Regions from separate parts of the Homo sapiens genome. Here region 1 is linked to region 2. The links are chromatin loops, found by intact Hi-C in ENCODE. Cell type or tissue: heart right ventricle. All regions are shown on one strand. Each heading gives the region's core, and the rest is flanking DNA. Links, peaks and the distances in the headings are about the cores only. Region 1 has its middle 22 kb from the start of LINC03061. Region 2 holds the start of LOC101927712 (a long non-coding RNA gene).

Region 1 (10,995 bases), core at 2,652-7,651, 890 kb before region 2:
AGTTATAGCACCAGCTGGTATTCAACACCGTGTAAAGAAGGTGTGTTGTCCAATAAATTGAAGTTTACTTCCTCAAACAGAGACAATATATGGTACTGATTCTTCCATAGCCAGCACAGATGGGTAAGGGATCCAAGGACGGGAAATGAGAAGAACAGCTCATTCTCACACTGAGTAGCATGCTCACACAATCTATGTGATTTCAACATTGGACTCTACGAATATAATGGCTTGAGATCCAAGGAAGAAGTCCTTCCATTGACACCCAGGTCACATGTTCATGGTGGGTCCCCCATAACCCTAGACCAACAGTGGATTCTGTGTAAAGAGTCATTTGTCTTTATGGTCAAGGGAAAATGCAATGTAGGAGGAATACATATGGCTTGAATTAAAGGGATTCTATAGTTTATATCCTACTAAACACATGTCCTGTAGTGTAAATTAAATAACAGAGTACAGTAGGTCTGCAATAATTTAGGTTGGGGTGCTTCACAAGGGAAGAATCCTCTTTGCCCAGAGCAAAGGAACATGGAAGAGATCATGGAAAAAGCAAGTCATAAACACCAGTGCAGAAGTGCCACATTAGCTCAAAACAAGAACGGAAGCTGCTATCCATATAGTTTGCTTGTTTTACTATTTGTGTGTACATATATGCACATAAGGAGGAATACAGAGCAAAACATATAGGAGGATAAAATAGAGGACTGAAAGATAGATGATGACTAGTAGATAGATGAATAAATACTGGAACACAAATTGGAAAACTACAGTTTTCCTTATTTTTTCTATTTTCTTTCCTGTACTCCTTTTATGTAGATGTATAGTAAGTCTAAGTGTCAGTAATATTTACAATCAAATTCATAGGTTGTAGGATATTGAATCATGTTGTGATTTAAATGGAAGAAGAATAAAAGCCATCTGCAGGTACACTACAAGGCTCATGAAATGCTGGGTCTACTTTCTGAAGAAAGAGAGAATTGGTCTCTAGACAGGAACGTGCTGTTGTTACTACCGTTGCTTCAAATTTAAGAATATAAAAGACACCAATTTCTTACCTTTCAGATTTATAAACATTCAAAAGTTCACTAACATGTTCTGATGGCCAACACAAAATGCTACAAATACTATGTAAGGCAATTTCGTCACATCTAACAAAATTACATGTGCCCTTGACCCTGCAATCTCATTTCTACTCATTTATGTTGAAGGGCACCTTTTCAAATCTAAAACAACATATGCACATGGTCAACCATTGCAGCATTATCTGCAACAGCAAAATATTGGTGACAATATTCAATAATAGGAAACTGATGGAATAAACTATGATATCTCCACACAGTGTTGTACTACATGCATCTGTTTAAAAAGAAGAAAGGAAGATCCTACAGCTTGATAGGGAGTGATTTCAAACATCCATTGTTTATTGAAAAAAAGGAAATTGGAAAAGAATATATGACATATGCTATACTTTATGTCAGAAAAAAGGAAAACTAAAAAGACTATATATTCAAACCTCATGAAATATTATAGACGATCAGTGAAAATGGGGTGGAAGTAATAGAATTGGGAATAAGAAATCTGAGTATCTTTTCTTACATAATTTTTGACTTTTGATGCATCTAAATGCCTTATATATTAAAAAGTACAAGTTAATCAAAATAATAAGTAAACTCTAAAACTAAATAAAAACTGATGGAAGTGAACCAAGATTTAAATCAAATTACTAACCATATCACATATAATAAAAAAATTAATTCAAGTAGCTTTTGAACAAGTATTCTAACTATACATCTTTACTAGAATATAGTTTAAAGAAATCTTGAACTTAGCCACTCTGTTGACACCATGGTATTATTAAAATTATTCTGAAGCTATTTTGTATCTATTTCAGGGTTGAACAAATGAGTTTCTATGTTGATGTTAGGTATCTCCATTCTCACTGTAGGAGAAGGGAGATACAAATATAGAATGAGGAAAGATGAGGAAGAAGCCCGTGGTTTCAGATTTGATTTGAAGGTTTCAGAATAAGGCATAAAAACATCCCTTGCTCTAGCCTCTGAACGCACCTGGAAATCACAAACCCCAGCAGCAGTGCATGCACCTCGCACACAGAGCTAGGTTGCTAAATGGTGGATTTCACCTCTGGAGCAGAAAGAATATGTGGTAAGCCTGGAATAGCTTGTTGAATCAGAAAGCAAGGAAGTAGTCATGACATCAGAAAACAGGAGCTGGCTTGAAACGGCTCCCATTGGCCAAACCGAGGACTCTTCATATTAAATTTTTATGAGGAACACAAAATAACTGATATTGACAGTTTACATTTCAAGCAAGTAGAGAAAAAAATTAAAAACTGAAAATCTAATCCAACTAAATAACAAAGAGGCAGGAATTAAAACATGAGTAGGCAATTTAGGAGCAATGTTGATTAAAAGGGAGGATACCAGAATTCTTCGAACACACAAGAAATCATAGTAAATGTGAGTAGATACTCACTTATGAAAAGGTGGTGAAACTTAAATTGTATTTTAAAAAGAAGGAAGAAAAGGGAAAGGAGAAAACAAACATCTGAAATAGAATTTTACGTCAGAACATGGTATAATTTCCTTCCCATATGCTGAGTGTTTGCGCATGAAATATTTATTGCACTGACATGACCCTCAGTATGCCCAACAATAAATGAAGGGTAATATTTATATCTGCCATAGGAAGTAAAAATGCATAGTAAATGAAATGGTACAGGTGAAAGTAGCAAACTGTGCAAACATTAATTATCATTATTCTATCTAGAGTTACTACTACTTTGTTACTTAACTATTTATGGCTCTCTAATAGCAAAATACTTAACTTTTGCTTTTCTTAAGTGATTTAAGACAGCCCTGAGGTAAAGAAGACAAAAGAATAAATATGCATCCCATTTGCTCTCCTATTTTACTTCAGGAAAAGATAAAATTAATAGGCCAGTCATCATGATGAGCAAAGAAGTCTGATACGCATTCATCCATAGTGAACGTGGACAGGAGCCATAGGAATCTGGATGTGGCTTTTGGCTTAGTAGTTAGCTTGCTATTTTTGGAAAGAGAGAAAGAGTAAGAGAGACAGTTGGGGACAAGGAGGTGAAAGGCTGTGTAGTACATTTCTAAACAATAGCTTTAAAATGTTATGATCTTATCATAAGGGGATCATAAGAGGATAATTGATGCTTTTGAAAAAATGAGATAGAATAGCCAAAAGATTGTTTTGTCCCAATCAGAAAGTATAAAAGATAGAGAAGACAAGTCTCTAATCAGAGGGAAGAATGAAACTTACTCAAAGTAAAATAGTAAATTTTATGAATATATACATAAGTTTACAGAAAAAAATACCAGAAAAGTGACTTCAAGAATCAGCTGAGATAGAAACATATGCCCATCATCTTCAAAGTACGCACTGACACTTATCCCCTAGACAGCCATTTCTTTTTGAATGATGACAATAAAAATGATTTGAAATTGGGAATAAAGCCCTCCCTCTAATGATTTGACAGTGTTAGACCTTGCCTAGGGCAAGCCTAAGGAAAAAGACAAAGAAACACAATGAATTCAGAGTGCCAGAATTTATCAAAGTCAAAATAGTATCTTCTTAAAAATGTAAGTAAGGCTTAAAAGATGATATAATAGAAATGAACATCTAATCTGACCAAGTGGGGAATTAAGGGGGAGGTATGGAATCTGTGAATGCATATTTCTTCCAGGATAGAGCACACCAGTGAAGGTGTCAAAAGATACTTTGAAATCTAAAATTAAGGCAATAACTGTAAAATGAAATTTAAGACATTGGTTTATGAGTCTTTATAAAATCTAGGAAAATCATGAAATCAAATCAATTAAAAAGGCCCTTAGATGCTGCTGCATTGCACATTTTAAATACAGACTGCCATTAAAGCCATTCTAATTAGACAGATAGTGTCACTTTTTTCAAGTTTATTTGTTATGTACTTGTTTCATCTATAATGACCTTTTCCCTCTGATTATTCTGAGAAAAGAAAAAAAAATATTCAAAGTGAATGAGTTGCTAACTGATAAATTGCAAAGGAAAAACGTGGCTTCTTGTTGCAATCAATTAATCCATATTTTGAGCACTTATGACATGGTAGATTATATAGTTTGGCTCTGTGTCCCCACCCAAACATCATCTCAAATTGTAATCCCCATAATCCCCATGTGTTGAGGGAGAGACCTGGTGGGCAGGTGGTGATTGGATCATGGGGGCAGTTCCCCCATGCTATTTTCATGATACTGAGTGAGTTCTCATGAGATCTGATGGTCTTATAAGCAGCTCTTCTCCCTTTACTCATTTGCTGTCTCTCTCTCTCACCTGCTACCATGTAAGACGTGCCTTTGCTCCTCTCTCACCTTCCTCCGCAATTGTAAGTTTCCTGAGGCTTCTCCAACAGTGTGAAATTCTGAGTCAATTAAACCTCTTTTCTTTATAAATTACCCAGTCTCAGGTATTTATTTATAATACAGTGTGAAAACGGACTAACACAGTAGACTTGCAAGAGTCCTGCGGTTCACAAAACCAAGAAGTCCAGAGCTCCAGATCATGGGTACGTAACAATCTGGACTGTTGAGTAAAAGAATAATAGCAGTAAGGCTATTGTTCTAGACCAAAATCTAGCCATTACGAGAACATGTTGCTTGGAGATGAGATTAAATAACTGATAGAACACAGAGGAGGAGGAAGGGTACATCCCAGTTTGCCATGTGCCATGAAAACTTCGGAGAAGTGAAGATCAATTACGACTGATGAGATAATTTAATGCAAAGAGCCAGGTAAAACGTCTGCAAGCATTTTAAAACTGTGTATGCGGGACACCAAAGAAGAAATAATGTCCTTTTGAATAAGCAATTAGAGAAATGCATTAACAACTAATGAAGGAGTGAATTATTTTGTGCGAGCTCAGATGTTTTTTAAGCTACCTTTGGTGGTTTTCATCCACCTCCGCATTTAATCTCATCTCAGGGTACCAAGTGTGTTTCTGTGCTCCTCCCCTGGCTTTATCTGAGAGGACAAGTGGGCCTGGTTCATCCAGATCTGAACTCCCCTTTTTGCACTAATCCCAAACCCAGTAGCAACAAAAATGCTTTCTTTTTGACCAGATGGAAATCCGAGGCTAGCCTAGGACATGACATGCATTTTAATCCAATGACTCAGCATAGGAGGACTGGATCAACCCAACTCTAGTGAAACCAGGTCTCTCTTTCCTGCTGTATACATTGGGAGGGTGATCAAAATCTGTCCACCTTATTTTAAATCAGCTGTGGGTCACCACCACACTGTTTCCATGAGGTCATTTCTTGTTCATCATCCACTAAGGCGTTTGCCACGAGCAGCAGTAAAAAGCACAAAGGACAGAAAGCCCTCGAAAGGAGAAAATGAAATGCAACACAGCCAGCTCACATACTTTCCATGCCACAATCCCCACCACCTAACATTCCGTTCTCGTCGATGAGGAAACAATAGAATGTACAGCCCTGTCACTGTCGCTATTAATAACTTGGAGGGCTTCCAGAACCACACGGGTTCAGGGGAATATGCTGTCCTTAGCAGTCACATCAATGCTTAGGTATCTCTTCATGAGACTGTGCCTCTGTGTCTCCTGCCTGCCATGTGTGAAAGTTCTAATTTTCAAGTCACACATAAGCCCTGATTAGTGGTGATAAGGCAATAAGGAGGACCGGTTTTTTTGAGACTATGAAACCACAAAGAACTCTGAGTTCCAAAACACTCTATTAGCACTTTCCAGTCCTATTTTAGAAAACCAATGGGAAAAATGTAAAATGGAGTGGGCTGGGAAATTTTTTCATCAAAGTATAATTGTAATTTTAAGTAGGAGTTTTGTATTTAAAGCCCTTAATGGCAAGCGTGATTAAGAGAAGCTTGGCTTCACTGTTTACAGCAAACCTTGATTAAATACAAACAAGCAAATGAAACAAAAAAGAAAAGAAAAATGAAAAGAAAAAAATCTTTCTGGAGTGTCCTGGGGTCCTTAGCCAGGAGAATTATCTTGGAGGGGAAAAAAAAAATCCATGGAGTCAGCCATCTGTCTCTATCCCCTTCCTTCCTATTTTCTTCAATTCTTTGTCCATCTGTATGATTTGCCTACACTGGTCTGTCTTTTGAATTTCAGCTTTTCAAAAAGCAGATACCACACCAGCTTATTTTATTTTCAGCATCTATCACTGCAGGCTTTATTAAATGTTAAGGAATAATAAGACCTATTATTGCACTGCGACTCCCTGGGATTTTTTGTAAGTCAGTAAGGCCCAGTGTCATGTGTTTGCATTTTCTCTGGGCTGTAGATGCCAGGAGACCAGGACCATTAAAAGAGGAGGGAGAGAAAGGGAAGGTTGGCGGGTTATTATGCACTCTTGGGGGTTTCTTTCCTACAACGCTTTCCCCTGCTCCCTTCTGTTCCCGCTTCTATAAAAGGAGTAAGCACACAACAACCGTCATATAAACCAACATCAGAAAAGCAAAAAGAATTCATCTGTCAAGAAGAAAGAGAAAATCTGTTACGGTTACGAATGGTTATAGCAAAGTGAGTAAGGAGAAGAATGTTGGCAATAAATGGGAACTTATTTTATTGCAGAGGGTCCAGCTCTGTGCTAAGGGAAAATCTGCAAAGTCTTAAAGAAGCAGAAGCATGATGGAGTGAGTAGGTAACACTTACCTGACAGCCTAACACATGGCAGGTGGTATTTGGGGAATGAGTCTGTAGACGGGCAAGGCTACGGAGAGCAAACTCAATGTCGCCACATGGATTGGAGAAGGGTCTGTGGGAAAGTTCACTCTCATGGAAAACAGTTCTTATAATTATGAAATAGTTTCATTGTTCTGATTGAAATTGAGCTGAGTTTACTGCCTCCCCCTTCTCATTTTCTTTCTTCATCTTTCTCCCACTTCTCTTCCTCCGTTCCCTTCCCTTTCTTCTTCTTCCTAACTGCCCATACAAGTAGCCATCGTCTGCTGCATAATATCATTAATTCAAAATGATCTTTCTTATTTCAAATAGGAAATGTCACTTTGAATTAATGTGAACTATGTCTCCTATCATCCTTTTTACCTGACAATAATATAAGGCCATGTGTGACTCTCTTTATTTTCTTATGTTCATGGATTTTAAATAAATTCTTTTCTCTCTTAGAAAACCATCTATTGGAGGGTGGTATCAGGTTCTCCCTAGTTTTGCACTTTGCTTCTTACCACCTCTTCCTCACCTATATTTGATTTTGTTTACTATTTAAAAACAATTTGACTGTCTCCTTCTCTGGTGATTTTCCAACACATATCTTTTCCCCACCTCTAGACCATGTGAGGTACATCAATATGTATCAATTATTGCACTTAGCATGTGAGATTACAATCTATTCATTTGTTTTGTATTTTGGTGAGTGGAGGTGTTGTAACACTGGATTATACAATCAAGATGGAGGGGCATTTTTAAGAAAAGGAATACAAAATTGTTAATGCAAAATTTGATATATGACAGAGATTTCTGCTTCTCTCCAAGATGGAGTAGAAAGACTGGATTTATCCTCTTGCATGAATTTAAAAAAATGACAAAATATATACAACAAAGGTTTTCAAGACACAGGATATGAGGCATCTGTCCTTGCGAGAGAGAAAACAAATGAAATAAGCTCCAAAGACTTGTCCAGGTTCCGGCCTTGAGAATTTTACAAACCACAGATCAGGAAAGGGGAGCTGAGGTGTGTACTGGTGGTCCCTCTGAGTTGAGTAGGAGGAGCTGGAAGACCACAGTGACTACAGTTCACAGGAGAGGGCTGCAAGGAGGGGGCTCTTCAGGGTTGCAGAGGGCACCCTGGGGTCCTCAGATGATTAAGGACATGTTTCTGCATGTGAGAAAGCCACCCAAGGCTGGGAAATAATCACCCAAAGGATTAGTGGTAACATTATCTGACACTCACAAAGGTCAGAGAACAATGCCTCTTCCCTTGAGCTAGACTTGACAATGTCCTGATTCTCAGGGCACTGGGTAGAGTGCATAGAAGTGTCTTGTCTGAGTGAAGGGGGATAATTAGCCTAAACTGAGGACTACTCCAACCCCTCCCAACAATTCTTAACAGGAAGAATCAGTTTCCTAGATAATTAACTGTATACTAGAACCAAAATGAAGAATATTTATATAAATACACAAGTTTATAGCACCCAAAAAGATATAATTCATAATGTCTGACAATCAATCAAAAATTACCATGCAGAAAATATAATCATTAAAGAATAGAAAAATCAGTCAACTGATACTGATCCAGAAATGACACAGATGTAAGAATTAGCAGGCAAGAATATTAATACAGTTATTATAACTATACATTCAAAAAGTTAAGCAGATATATGGGAGACATAAAAAAAAGAACCAGTTCCTAATTCTACAAATGAAAGCTGCAATATGTAGGATGAAAAATACACTGAATGAAATTAATAGCAGTTATGTATTTAGAAGAAAAGTTAGTGAGTTTTAAGAAATAGGAATACAAACCATTCAATATGAAATATAGAATATAATTTTTTTTAAGTATGTTAAAGAGTACCAATGAGCTCTGAGAAAACTTCAAGCAGCTTAAAACACATGAAATTTAACCCCCTAAAAGGGAGGAAGGGGGACATACTGGAAGATAGAATACCTGAAAATTCTCTACATTTGATGAAAATGAGAAACTTGCAGGTACAAGACACTCGACATACTCAAAGCATAAGAATCATGATGAAAACTGTACTAAGGCAAATCAGAATCAAATTGTGCAAAAACAGTGATAAAGAAAAAAAATTAATAGCAACCAAAGGAAAAAGATTCCATGTAGAGGAACAGAGATAAAGATGATTGCAGATTTCTCATAAGAAGCAATGCAAGTGACAAAAGAGCTGGGAAACATCTTCAAAGTACTGAAAAAAAAGTCAATTTAGAATTCTGTAACCAGCAAAATACCTTTCAAAAGGAAGCAGAAATACTTTTCCAGACATACAGAATGTGAAAGAATTTGTCACTAGCAGAATGTTAAAGGAAGTCCTTCAGGCAGAAGATAAATAATACAAAATTGCTATGTGAATCTACACAACTAGATGAAGATCACTGGAAATAACTACATGGAAAAATCTAGAAGATATTTTTATTTCAAAAATATCTTTAAAAGAAAATTGAATTTTTTAAAATGCTGTGGTATTGTGGGATTTATAACACCTGTGTAAGTATAATGTATGAAAATAATAGCACAGGCCTGGAGAGGAAAAATGGAAATATACTATGGTAAGATTCTCTTGGTATGTGTAAAGTGCCATCATATCATGGATGTTAGACTGTGATACATTAAAATGCATACCATACACCCTAAATATACCAGTAAAATAAATAAAATGTTATATTTATATAACATTACACATATTATCGCATGCCATTATATATATAACATTATTATATCTATGTAACATACCAGATAAAGTAGAATTATAAAAAAATGCTCAATCTAAAAGAAGGCAGGAGAAAAATGAAAATTAAAAAAGAACAGATGGGACAAGTAGAAACAAGTAGCAAGATGGTTAGTTTAAACCTAACCATGCCAATAATCACACTAAATGTAAATGCTCTAAATATCCCAATTAAAAGATGGAAATGATCAGATTAGGCAAAAAACCAAGACCCAACTCTATGCTGCATAAAACAAACACACATTAAACATAGACACTAAAAAGTTTAAAAGTAAAGTATAAAATATACATTATACTATAACCAATAAAAATAAAACTGGAGTGATGGCATTAGTATCAGATAATGTAGATTTCAGAGCAAAGAATATCAAGGATAAAGAAAGTCATTTAATCAAAGGCTCAATTCATTAAGAATAAATAATATTCATAAAACTTTATGCACATAGCAATAGAGATTATAAATATACAAAGCTACAAATTACATACTGACAAAGGTGTTAAAAGGAAAACTTTAGACAAATTAACAGTCTAAGTGAGCAAAGAACAGTTCACGATTGGGCACTACCCAAACCAGAATAGGTTCAGAGCAACTCCAGGGTAGCCACATAGTCAGATAATATTTACAGACAAAAGAAAAGTGATGTACAGAAAACAGAAGGACAGTCCAGAAACAACTGGATTGGTTACAGCTCCTAACATTTGCTTGTTTGAATATGGTTTGAACAGCTGGCTGCCTGTGAGTGGCTGAAACTCTGCGATTGTACAAGAGTAGGTTACAGTCTGTTTACACATCCAGTTAGGTTGCAGCTTACTACGTGCAAGCTTTGGTGCCAAAGTTAAAATATGTAAGGAGGCAACTTCAGGCTAAATTTAATTTAACAAGGACATGCATCCAGAATATGTGTGGAACTCAAACTCAGTAATAAGAAATCAAACAGCCCAATTAAAAAACTGGAAAAAAGATTTGAGCAGATACTTCACCGCAGAAGATATGTAAGTTGCAAATAAACACACAAAAAGATACTCATCAATAGCCCTTAGGAAAAGAAAAATTAGAACCCCAATCTGATGCCACTATACATCCATTTGAATGAGTAAAATTACAGATTGTTAATATCAATTATTGGTGAGAATGTGAAGAACTTAAATGTTCATACACTGGTGTTAGCTGTGTGAAATGATAAATTACTTTGGAAAACAATTTAGAAATTTCTGAAAAATGTAAACATACATCTGTCAAGTGATCCAACCATCCCTCTCCTTCATATTTACCCAAGAAAAATGAAAGCAGATGTCTATACAAAGAGTTGTAAGTGAATGTTAATAGTGGCTTTTTTTGGTAATAGCCCAAAACTGAAAACAATTTAAATGTCCATCAAAAGGTAAATGAATAAACAAATGGCTGTCCATCCATATAATGGAGAGCTACTCAGCAATAAAAATGAATGAACCATTGATACACACTACCACGTGGTGACTCTCAAAATAACGAGGCTGTGGGAAGAAAAA
Region 2 (10,995 bases), core at 1,948-6,947:
AAGAGGTAGAGTTCATGGTACCAAGCCCTGAATCTGGGCTTGGCCATGTGCTTTCCTTTGGCCAAGGAAGCATCAGCACATGTGACATCAGCAGAGGCTAAGTGCTTTTGCACTGAGGCCTCTCTCTTGCTGCTCTTGGGAACTCTGACTGTGTGGCACCACAGGAAGAGGCTGTGCTGCAGGGCGATGAGCAGGATATGCCTCCGGCCCCCCAGCCAATGCCAGATATAAGTGAAGCAATTGACCATCCACTGATAGGTGCTTGAATGAGCCAGCACCATAGAGAGCCATCCTGGGGGGCCCAGTTCAAATTACGTGTGCACATCTACGCAACAGTCAGCAGATAAAATGGTTTAAGTCATGTTTGGGTTGGCTTGTTGTTCAACCAAGGCTAATTGACACAGAGACTTATTCTCATGTCTGACTTCGTGATCAAGTCCAACACAAAGGTCAGATGCTTAACACAAAGTCAGGAAGGGTGCGTGAAGCCCCAGGAGCAGAACAGGGCCCTTCAGGTTCCCTGGATGGCCAGGGCGCAGGGACACTGGGGGATGTGTCACAAGTTGTAATTTTCATTTGGGAGATCTATTAGAATGGGTCTTACTTTGAAAATAAGTTTCAATATGATTGAAAAACCGGTTACTTGAATTGCCTAATTTTTTATTTATAATTCTTAAAATGTTCTTATACTTTTATAATAAAAGTATAACTCTTATACTTTCTTGTTAATTTTTTAAACTGATAAGAACAGATATTACCCTCGATCTTAGCCAAAAGCCTAAGAAGCGATGATTTTTAATTTTTTAAAAGTAATAAGTGTTTTTCATATAATTGTGTTCAATTAAACAGAACTATCCCATTTGGAAAGGACGGAGGGAAATAGAATACAAAAGTGGAAGAAGGAAATCTATCATTAAATAACTGAAGTAAAACAAAATAAAACACAAAGTATTAAAAAGTGGCCTGTGTTTGGTTTTTGCGTTTACCTTGTTCCTGCATAAATACCTTAAACACAGAGCAGCAAGTTGGAAATCTTAGTATCTTCAGACTTTCCTTAATGTAATTCATACAAAACAATTGGGAAAATTAAAAGGCCATGAAGGCGTTATTGTCCTTGTCTCACAAATATTAAGTTACAAAGCTGGACATTCAGAGGAGTCAACATTTCTAAGTCAGGGCTCAGCGTAGCGATAATTAAAATGGACCATTGCTGGGCTTACTGTGTTTGAATGATGCCACCCAAAGCCCCTGGAATACTACCTGATAAGGATGACTTCATCAACAGAACCTATTAGGATGCTAATAATGCCTGCTGGCCTATTTAGGAAGCTATTTTGTAGCGACGAAGGTTGGCTTCCCTGGGACATTGTGTCATATGAGCCATGGGGATCACATAGCAACGAGGACATGAGTTTCTTTCTATTTATAACCAGGTTGCTAGCAACGGCAACATGATGAGAATTGAACAATCACATCTGCTGGGAAACCACAGGGCTCATTTTGATCCTTCTTTAACCCACAGACCCTCGTGGAGTTGAGAAAGGACGTGGGGGAAGGACCCTGTGGGGGAGTCACACTGCCCAGGGGCCCACATTCAAACCCTTGCCACATTCCGTTCTAAGCGCATTACACAGGTCATCTAATTTATCCACAACCTACAAAGTTCTACAAGTGATGAAACTGAGTTCAGAGTAAGTAAATAATTGTCCATATTCATTTATAATTCAAACACAGGCAGTCCAGTTTCAAAGCCCATGCGTTTCTGTTAAATACACTGAAACAGACATCTGAGGGGGACGAAAGTGCTCACTTGCCTGCACTCAGGGCAAACTGCACTGTGCAAAGTGGTGGTTCCTATCCCTTAACACTAACTTGAACAGATCCCTGAGCTTTTGGATTCCTTTTAGGGACTAGGGACAGTCCAGTCCAGTCTAGATAAAAGCTATCCTCTTGTGCTACCCTCAGGCCCTGCCCATTCTTGTCGCAGTGACCCTCAGATTCAGCTCCATGGAGTCCAGCATCCATGAACTTGGATGGGGGATAAAGTACATGTTTACTCTCACCAACCTTCTGAAATGTAGCATTTCTTTCAATTATGACTAAAGGCCACAAACCACTATAGTATTAACAGTATCTGAGGCATTGTCACCAATAGAAAAAATAGGTATCATATTACAATAATTTCAGGTATTATGAAATATTATTTATACTCAGCAGTATTCTAAAATGTGTCTTCTAGACAGTATTATTTAATGTATCAATAAAGAAATATGTATATTACTATGTTGATAATTTTTTAAATATTTTGATAAGTGCATTTTAATATAGTTTTCTTTATAATACTACGTATTTTAGCACATGCCTTTTTAAAATAAACATTTTTTTCTAAAAAGATTTCCATAGGCTCTGTTGAATTGCCACAACATACAGAACAAACAAACAAACAAGAACTCTGGGCTGGAGGGACATGAAGCAGGCATAGCCTTTCTTTGCATCTTTCTCCTTCCTCCTCCTCCCATCCTACTCCTCCCGGCTGGGGACCAGGCAGGGGCAAGGGAGAAGGGACCAGCCTTTTACAGCTGAACTGTGGAAGTAAAGGCCCTCCCCACACTGCCCTGAGCCTTCTGTGGTCCCCAGGCATTCTCGGGGTGAGGGTGAGGGGGTCTGCAGATGAGTTTTCCCCAGGCCCTCCACCCTGGAGAGCCCTCAAACTTCTCTCTCCATTCTCGCTTCACACCCTGCCCCCCTGTGAACCCTGAATATCTGAGAAAGGTATCAGTCAATTTAGGAATTTTACTTTGCCAGAGTTAAGGATGCACGCCTGTGACACAGCCTCAGGAGCTCCTGATGGTGTGTGCCCAAGGTGGCTGGGGAGACATAAGACATCAATCAATACATGTAAGATGAATATTGGTTCCATCCAGAAAGGGAGGACAACTCGAAGCAGGGAGGGGGCTTCCAGGTCACAGGTAGGTGAGAGACAAATGGTCACACTCTTTTGAGTTTCTGATGAGCCTTTCCAAAATGGGAGGCAGGTTTGCCCTAAGCAGTTCCCAGCCTGACTTTTCCCATTAGCTTAGTGACTTGGGGGCCCCAAGATTAATTTTCCTTTCACACCCCAAAGCATACCTCATAGCTTTCCCCAGAGAAGACTCTTTGTGGAGAGAGCCAGGAGAGCTCAAGCCAAGCTCTCTCCCACAGGCCCCAGACAAAGCTCACAGCCCCGGGCCCCCACAAAGCTGTGGGTGTGCCTTGCTCCGCCAGCTCTGAACTGCCCCCTCAGATGGGTGTGGGGGGTGCGAGCAGAATCCAGCCAGGGCTAGAGACACCCGCAAAGTCTGAGATGTTCCTGTGGCCGTGGGGTGTGGAGACAGGGAACTTGGCAAGGAAGATGTCCCCTCCCAGAGGGGAAAGCACAGGACCCCTGCAGACTGGAGTCTCCTGCCTCCTCCCCCACTCTCTCCTCCTCTCTTCTTCCAGAGGGGTGCAGCCTGGAGAGAGCTGGGTTGGCTGACAGAGCTGGGCTCTTTCAGCAGGACAGGAACCCTGCCCCCAACTGCTGGCAGCTCTCTTCAGAATATGCGGCGCTGTGGCCTCTTTTGCTTTAGCTGGGGCTCTAATTAGGAATTTGGACAATGGGGAAAGTCCCAGCCAATGTGTCCTGTTACCCCAGCAAAGCTGAGAAAACCACCCTCACAGGACTCCCCTGCCGTATTGCTTCTGAGGGCAATTCCCCTCACCACGTTCGCAACTTCAGTTCCTTAACGTGTTCCAGGAGCACTCACCCTCCATGCAACAAGGTGAGGCTGCCAATCCTTCCTATACTAGATACATGTGTGGCAGTAGCTGTTAACAGTGACATGGGGGAAGGCACAGGGCGCTAGAGGTTGAATTTCTTTAAGTACCAAGGAGGGCTTCTTTCTTTAGGAAGAAACCGCCCAACGACAGTAAGGACGCATACAGTGCCACGGATGCTCATTTGTAATTCCTTAAAAATGTGAGTTCTCATTGTATTTTTACTGTTATAATTCATATTTGCAAACTCTGGTGAAAGGCTTCATTTAGTATATTTGGAATAATTCTCCATCCACTTTCTTTCCAACACAGTTAGTTACCCGTTTAAAAAAAAAAAAAAAATGCATTGACCTGGCCACAGATCCTAATTAGCACCTAGTAACCTGCTTCAGGTTAACCTTGTTAAACACTGAATTAAAAAGGGCAATGCTGCTATAAATTGCACCTAAGCCATTCTGCAGAGGTGGAACTTCACAATCAGGGGACCCTGGTGCCACCTGCAGTCTGTCCTGGGAACGCGTCACAGATAGCAAGCCGTCCACCCACGTACAAATACACACTGTTGCATGGAGTGTCTAGCGAAGACTGCTTCAAAACCAGTCTGCAGAATTTCCTCATTTACATCGGAAAAATGAATATCCCTTAAGGCGGAGCTCCGCCTAGGTACATTTGGTGCGGAACTTGCCCCAAGCAGCAAGTCGTGGGGAAATGTGAAACCAGCAAGAACTGCCCCCAGGGAAATTGAAGATAAAACACAAAACCGAATTTAAAAAGTCACCTGCTGCTCCATTTCAAACTGGAAGTCTAAAAAAGGCATTTCCTGACGCTGGCGAGTGACTCAGTGTCACCGTGACTCAGCCGCGCCCGGTTGCCCACGAGGCGGGAGGGGGAGGCAGATGCTGCGGGCGGCGCGGGGAGCCGAGCCCGCGCGCTGCTATTTCGGGCAAGTCTGCGGCGAGCAGGGCCCGCAGTCCACGCGCACTCAGGAAGTACAAATAGGGCGTGCATCAGAGGAAGCGCTCCCCACGCAGAGGCTGTGGGAAAGTGATTCAGCGCTGCTAGAATCCCCCTCTCCCGCGCCCTTCGCAGCGCAGCCAGGGAGGGAGGGAGCGCGCCAGAGCCTCCTGCAGGTGCGCGCGGGGCAGGCGGGCGGGCGGGCGGCGCGCGCGCCCAGGGGGCCCAGGTGACCGCCTTCCGCGCGCACACAGCCGGCCAGGGCGCACCCGGAAGCCCGTTACCCAAAGGCAAGGCTTGTTCCAGCCTAAAGCAAACTCATCCACACAACGTCGCTAGCGAGTTCCGTTTCCCTGTTTCTGGGAATTTGTGACTGTCAAAACAAACGTTCAGGTGACCATTGCCCTAAACCGCACTGACGAAAGGGCTAAGGACCAGGGAAGGAGCTGGTATGAAAGGCTGTGAGTTCACAGGGTGCCACGTGCAGGGTTGGAGAGACCCCAGCCCCATCAGATCTCCTCTCTCCAGAAGCACCCTCCCTCTCCATCCCTCCAGAGGCCGGGGCCATGTGTCCACCCATGTGGAGGTGTAAGGAGAGCCAGAGGGAGAGGTTCCCACGTGGACCCAATGGCGAAAAGTCTTGCAGTCAAAATCACTTAGAAACATTCTGCGCAGAGCTGGCTGAGTGTTGGGTGACCAGGTGATTGATGCTCAGGCGTTAAGGGAACAATGGGCTGTCCTCTGCATGCTTTCAGAGCTGGAGGGGCCTTGCCACCGGCAGAAGCAGAAAGATCATTTAAGCAGCACCCTGAACAATGAGTGTTTTCAGAAAGTTATCGAACAGGCTTGTGAAATATTTTTCTCTTGATGTCTTTAAAAGATATTTTCACTTCTCCCGCGTGATTCAGGGTGGTTTGGAAGTGGGAGAAGAAGGAGGCTTGAGATGTTGAAGTTCACTGCAAAGTCCCTCCTTCAGGACTCTAATTATTAAATATTTTCTCTATATATACCTTGTCTATCCAAATGATCATGAACCTGGGATGGAGGATAGGATTTATTACCTTGTCTCCTCCCAAGGGGTCCAGAGAAAGCCATGTGAAATGAGGGGATGATTAATAAACATTAGATTGACTGATGACCTCCACAGTATGTGAAATTGTCTTTTATCAAAGCAGCAGGGAGACATAGTAGAGTCAGACAGGTATAACTCAAATGATCAGAAGGATAAGGATCAGAAGCTTCTGAGAACACGACTTGAAAACATCTCTTAAATCTGGAATAACAAAGGTTAAAGAAGATATGAATTATGAAAAGAATGATCTTAACAAAACCTCAGATACTTAAAAATTACTCTAGGGGACACCTTTTAATATTGCAGAGAGATCATCTTAGGCCCAATAAAACTAAATGCTATTTTTGCATCATGGGAATTGAATATAGGGAATTTGTCATTCAGGTAGAAATGAAGTTGACCACAAAATTATCCTCAGAATGATTTAGACACACGTGTAAAGGAGAATGCAGAAACAATCCACATTGGTATAAAGTCTCCTGAGGCAGGGGCTATGCCGTGACATTGCATCCCTGGACCTCACTCGGGGCCTGGATGAAGGAAGAGATGCCGTGTGCACTTCGTCTTGCATATTTCTCATTTAATCTTCCAGGCAACACTCAGATGTGGGCAACCTTTATTCCATTTGTAATCCAACCCTCAACCTCACCCTATCTATTGCATAACTCCTTTTTAATTCCTTAACCTGACAAATTACAGGTTTCTTCCACAATTATTATTTTTTTTTTTTTGCACAACACTTCTTAAGGACGACATTATCGATTTCCATTTATCCTGTACCTAACCTAGTACTTGGGAAATAATAAGCACGCAGAATATGAATGATGAAGAGATGGATCAGTGGATGGATGGATGGATGAACAGATGGATGAATAGATGGATGGATGAACAGATGAATGTATGTATGGATGGATGGATGGTGGATGGATGATGGATGGATGGATGGATGGATGAGTAGATGGAAGGAACAGATGGAAGGAAGCAGAGAATGAGTAAAAGGATGATAAGTGATACAGCCAAACAGGTTTTCTCTTTTTTTGTAAATCCTTCTCAGTCTATGATTCTGATTTGGAAGAATTACAAGTAAAAATGACCTAATTTGTGCAGATCTCTGAGAGGTTTTATATCTTACCCAAGGTCACAAGTTTGTAAGTGGCAGAGTCAGCATCTGAACTCAGATTTGTCTAGTTTCATGAGGACGACAAAATGACTCTTGGGTTCAGATACAGGATGGGTGCACTGAGTCTTAGGCTTTAAGAATTCTGGTGTAAAAGCGATGGTACCCCTAATGAGTACAAGCTAATGCATGTAATTTAAAGTCCAGTAAGCTAGAGTGAAAAAGTGCATGGAAAGAGCCAGCATACAGCCATTAAAATCGAAAAGCCCATGAATGATGGTTAACTAAATTGGTAGACTATGGTATGTTCAAGCTTTAGAAAAGAGAGTGAAAAGATTTTTTAAATGACCAAAGTTGAACCGTTTCATTCTCTTCCATTTATCACCATCATACTTAAAACCATCAAAACAAGTACTCTGTATTGTGGCTGGTGCCAGTCCCAGGTAAAGTTTAGCAGGCCACCCCAGCCTGTCTCTCCTGCTGAGTGCATGGAGCAGCTATTAGAGGACTCTGTCAGTGAACGGTAGCAGACAGACTGGGGAAGAAAACCAGATTTAGATGTGCCACCAAAGCAGGACAATTTTACCATATTTTTTCTCCAGTTCTCCTGCTGTTTAGCCCAGATATGGCTGCAGCCACAGAAATTATGTGCAGAGTAAGTAAAGACACAATTTTAGAAACAAGGAGTCAACAAGAGGAATGTTAGGCTCTGAAAAGTAATGGGGAGTTCAGTGGGACGGTGGAATGAGGGAAGGAGATCCAGTAAAATTGTTCATGGACTCCTGGACTCATCTTTGATGTGCGCGTGCATGGATCTGACTCTAAACAGCTACCAAACTGAAAACTGCCCACACTGCCCACACCCAGACAGGCCGTTGGTGGGCACGCATGCAGGACAGATCTGAATAGTACCGCAAAAACAGTTCTACCTATAGAAGGTGAATTGAAGCTTGCAGCCTGGAACCTGACCCAGTCATTGGCCTGCAAAGACCCCCAAACACCAACATTTTTCCATAAGAGAAAGGCATACATCTACAGACTCACAAAGCTAAAGAACCCAATCCACACACAGACATGTCATAATTAGATGTCGGAAAATTAGACAGAATGAGAAATCCTAAAAGTAGCCAGAGACAGCACATTACTTAGAGGGGAACACCGATTTGAATGATTCAGGGTTTATTATCAGACACTAAATAGAGGCCAGAAGGAAAGAAAGTAAACAACAGATTTAAATTGTTGAAGGCGAAGAACTATTAGAATTCTATGTCCAGTGGAAAAAAATACCCAGTACAGGTGAAATAAAGACATTTTTCAAATGAAGAAAAAAATACCCAGAACAGGTGAAATAAAGACATTTTTCAAGTGAAGAAAAACTAAAAGAGTATACATTTCTCTAAAAGAATTGTTAAGGGAAGTTATTTAAACATAAGAAAAATGATATTAAAAGATACTTTGAAATATCAAGAATAAAGAAAGTAAAATATAAATTGGAAATAGCTGGGTAAATATGAAACACTTTTCTTCTCTTGGGTTTTAAAAATATATCAATGTAGGAAACAACACAAGTAAGCTAAAATAGCAAACTAGAAAATGTGTAAATAACAAAAAAGGCAGAAAAAGAGAAAATCAACAGTAGCATATAGAAAATCAATAATAAAAAGCTAGACTTAAATCCAAACATACCAATAATTGCTTTAAACACAAGCCCAGTCTAAACACACTAATTAAAATACAAAGATGCCAGAACAGATTTGAAAAATATGACCCAACTATATGCTGTCAGAAAGAACCTTGCTTCAAATATAAGAATATGGATAGGATACAAATAACAAAATAGAGAAGACTTATCAAGCAAATGCCAATCAAAAGAAAGATGGAGTGGCTATATTAATATCAGACAAAGTAGATTTGGAGCAAAAACTAATTCCCAGACATAAAAAGGCAGGTAGTATAATGGTAAAAGAGTTGACTCACCAAGAAGTCAGAACAATACTAACGGTGTGCACCCCTAATAATGGAACTTAAAAATAGAAAAAGCAAACTGTTCCAATTGAAAGAAGAAATTTAGAAATCCATAAAACACACTGGAAACTTCAACATTCATCTCTCGATAAATGACAGAACTATAGACAGAAAATCACAGGGATATAAAAGAACTGAACAATACCATCAACCAAGTGGATCATAAACTACATTTATATAACAATCTATCCAACACTAATAGAATACATATTCTTTTCAATTGTACATGGAACACTCACCAAGAAAGAATAAAAGAAACTTTAACAAATGCACAATTATTGAAAGCATATGTAGTATGTGCTGTGTTCATAATGAAATTAAACCAGATATCAAAAACAGAAATATAACAGAAAAATCTACAAACATTTGGAAACTAAGCTACATACTTCCAAATAAGCCATGGATCATAGGAAGTATCAAAGAAATTAAAACTTATGTTGAATTGAATGTAAATGAAAATACAACATAACACAATTCATGGGATGCAGGTAAATCAGTGCTTAGAGGGAAATATATAGCATCAAATGCTTATGCTTAAAAAGAAAAAAGTCTCAAATTAATCATGTATGCTTACACCTTAAGAAACTAGAAAAAGAAGAGCAAAATAAACACAAAATAAGAACATGAAAGGAAATAATAAAGATAAGAGAAAAAATTGATGAAATTGAAGGCAGAAAAAATAGAAAAAAATCAATAAATCCAAAAGCTGGTTCTCTGAAAAGATCAATAATATTGACAAACTTCTAAAGAATTTGACAAAGAAAAAGATGGAAGATGAAAATGTTCAATATCAGGAAAGAAATAATAAATGCTGCTACAGGCTTCACAGACATGGAGATAATAGAATACTAGGAATAACTCTACACACACAAATTTGACAACTTACTATGAACTAATCCTTGAAAGAAAAAGTTATCTAACTCATCCAAGATGAAATAGATATCCTGAATAGTCCTATAACTATTTGTAACTTAAATTTATAGTTCAAAACCTACCAAGAAAGGAAATTTGCAGGACCAAACGGTTTTATTGACAAATTCTATTAAATATCTAAAAAACAAAACAAACAAACAAAAAAACAACTCTACATAATGTCTTCCAGAAAACAGAAGAGATGGGAACATTTCCTGGCTCATTTTTCTTTTTTTTTGCAAATGGCATTATTTGATAGAAAAGCCAAAGGTAATATAAGAAAATAAAGTTAAAAGCAATTTTCCTCACTAACACAGACACAAGGAACTCTAGTAAGTACTAGCAAATCAAATGCTCAATATATAAAAAGAATAACATATCATGACCAAGTGGGCTTTATCCCAGAAATATAAAACTGGTCTGATCTTTGATTATCAATCACTATTATCCACTGTTTCAACAAGCTGAAGAAGAAAGGCCATATAATCATATCATAGGGGATTGCATATGGGATTGCCGTTGATGCAGAAAAGGCATTCAACAACATTTGATATCCACTCATGATACTTACAGGGATAAAGGTATCTGGTTTTTTTTTTAAACCCTATAGTTAACATCATATTTAATGATGAAAGACTAAATGCTTTTTTCTTCAGATCAAGCACAAGGGAAGAATGCCCATATTCACCACTCCTATTTAACATTGTACTTAAAATTCTGGAGAGTACAAAGAGGCAAGAAAAAGAAAAAGAGGTGTGTGTGTAGGAGGGCTGAAATAAGAAAAGGAAGAAATAGACAGAGGAAAACATAGGAGTAAATATTCATGACCTTGGATCTGGCAATGGATTCTTAGATATGACACTAAAGGCATGAGCAACATATGAAAAATAGATAAATTGTACTTCATCAACATTAAAAACCTTTGTGCACTAACGTACATTATTAAAAAAGTAAAAAGACAATCTTCATAATAGAAAATATATTTGCAAATCATATATCTGATAAGGGTCTACTATTCAGAATATATGAGGAATGTTTACAAGTAAACAACAAAAAGACGGGTCAGGCACGGTGGTGCACAACTGTAATCCCAATAGTTTGGGAGGCCCAGGCAGGAGGA

The links. Hi-C counts contacts between places; a loop is a spot of excess contacts. Peaks named below come from ENCODE experiments on the same cell type or tissue, not always from the same donor. Only the 100,000 strongest peaks of a DNase experiment are listed, where the experiment ranks them.
Region 1: a loop joins it to region 2, with 2.9 times the contacts of the local background. A loop is called at or near these places in 3 of 110 quality-filtered maps.

The regions. Positions count from the first base shown.
Region 1 is chr13:109,238,315-109,249,309 of GRCh38, forward strand. No RefSeq gene overlaps it. Among named protein-coding and RNA genes, the nearest start is that of LINC03061, 22 kb to the right of the region's middle. In heart right ventricle, for the core only: no CTCF peak of the experiment used is centred there; a DNase peak (open chromatin) is centred at 5,499; H3K27ac peaks cover 3,892 bases.
Region 2 is chr13:110,133,563-110,144,557 of GRCh38, forward strand. It overlaps LOC101927712 (a long non-coding RNA gene), which reads right to left and starts at 5,052. Exons shown (of 3, transcript XR_931726.3): 1 at 4,574-5,052. It also overlaps the pseudogene LOC124903272. RefSeq lists enhancers at 2,789-3,403, 3,404-4,018 and a silencer at 4,947-5,026. In heart right ventricle, for the core only: CTCF peaks have their summits at 4,299 (motif pointing left) and 5,067; DNase peaks (open chromatin) are centred at 3,549, 4,322, 4,707 and 5,084; H3K4me3 peaks cover 1,729 bases; H3K27ac peaks cover 4,027 bases.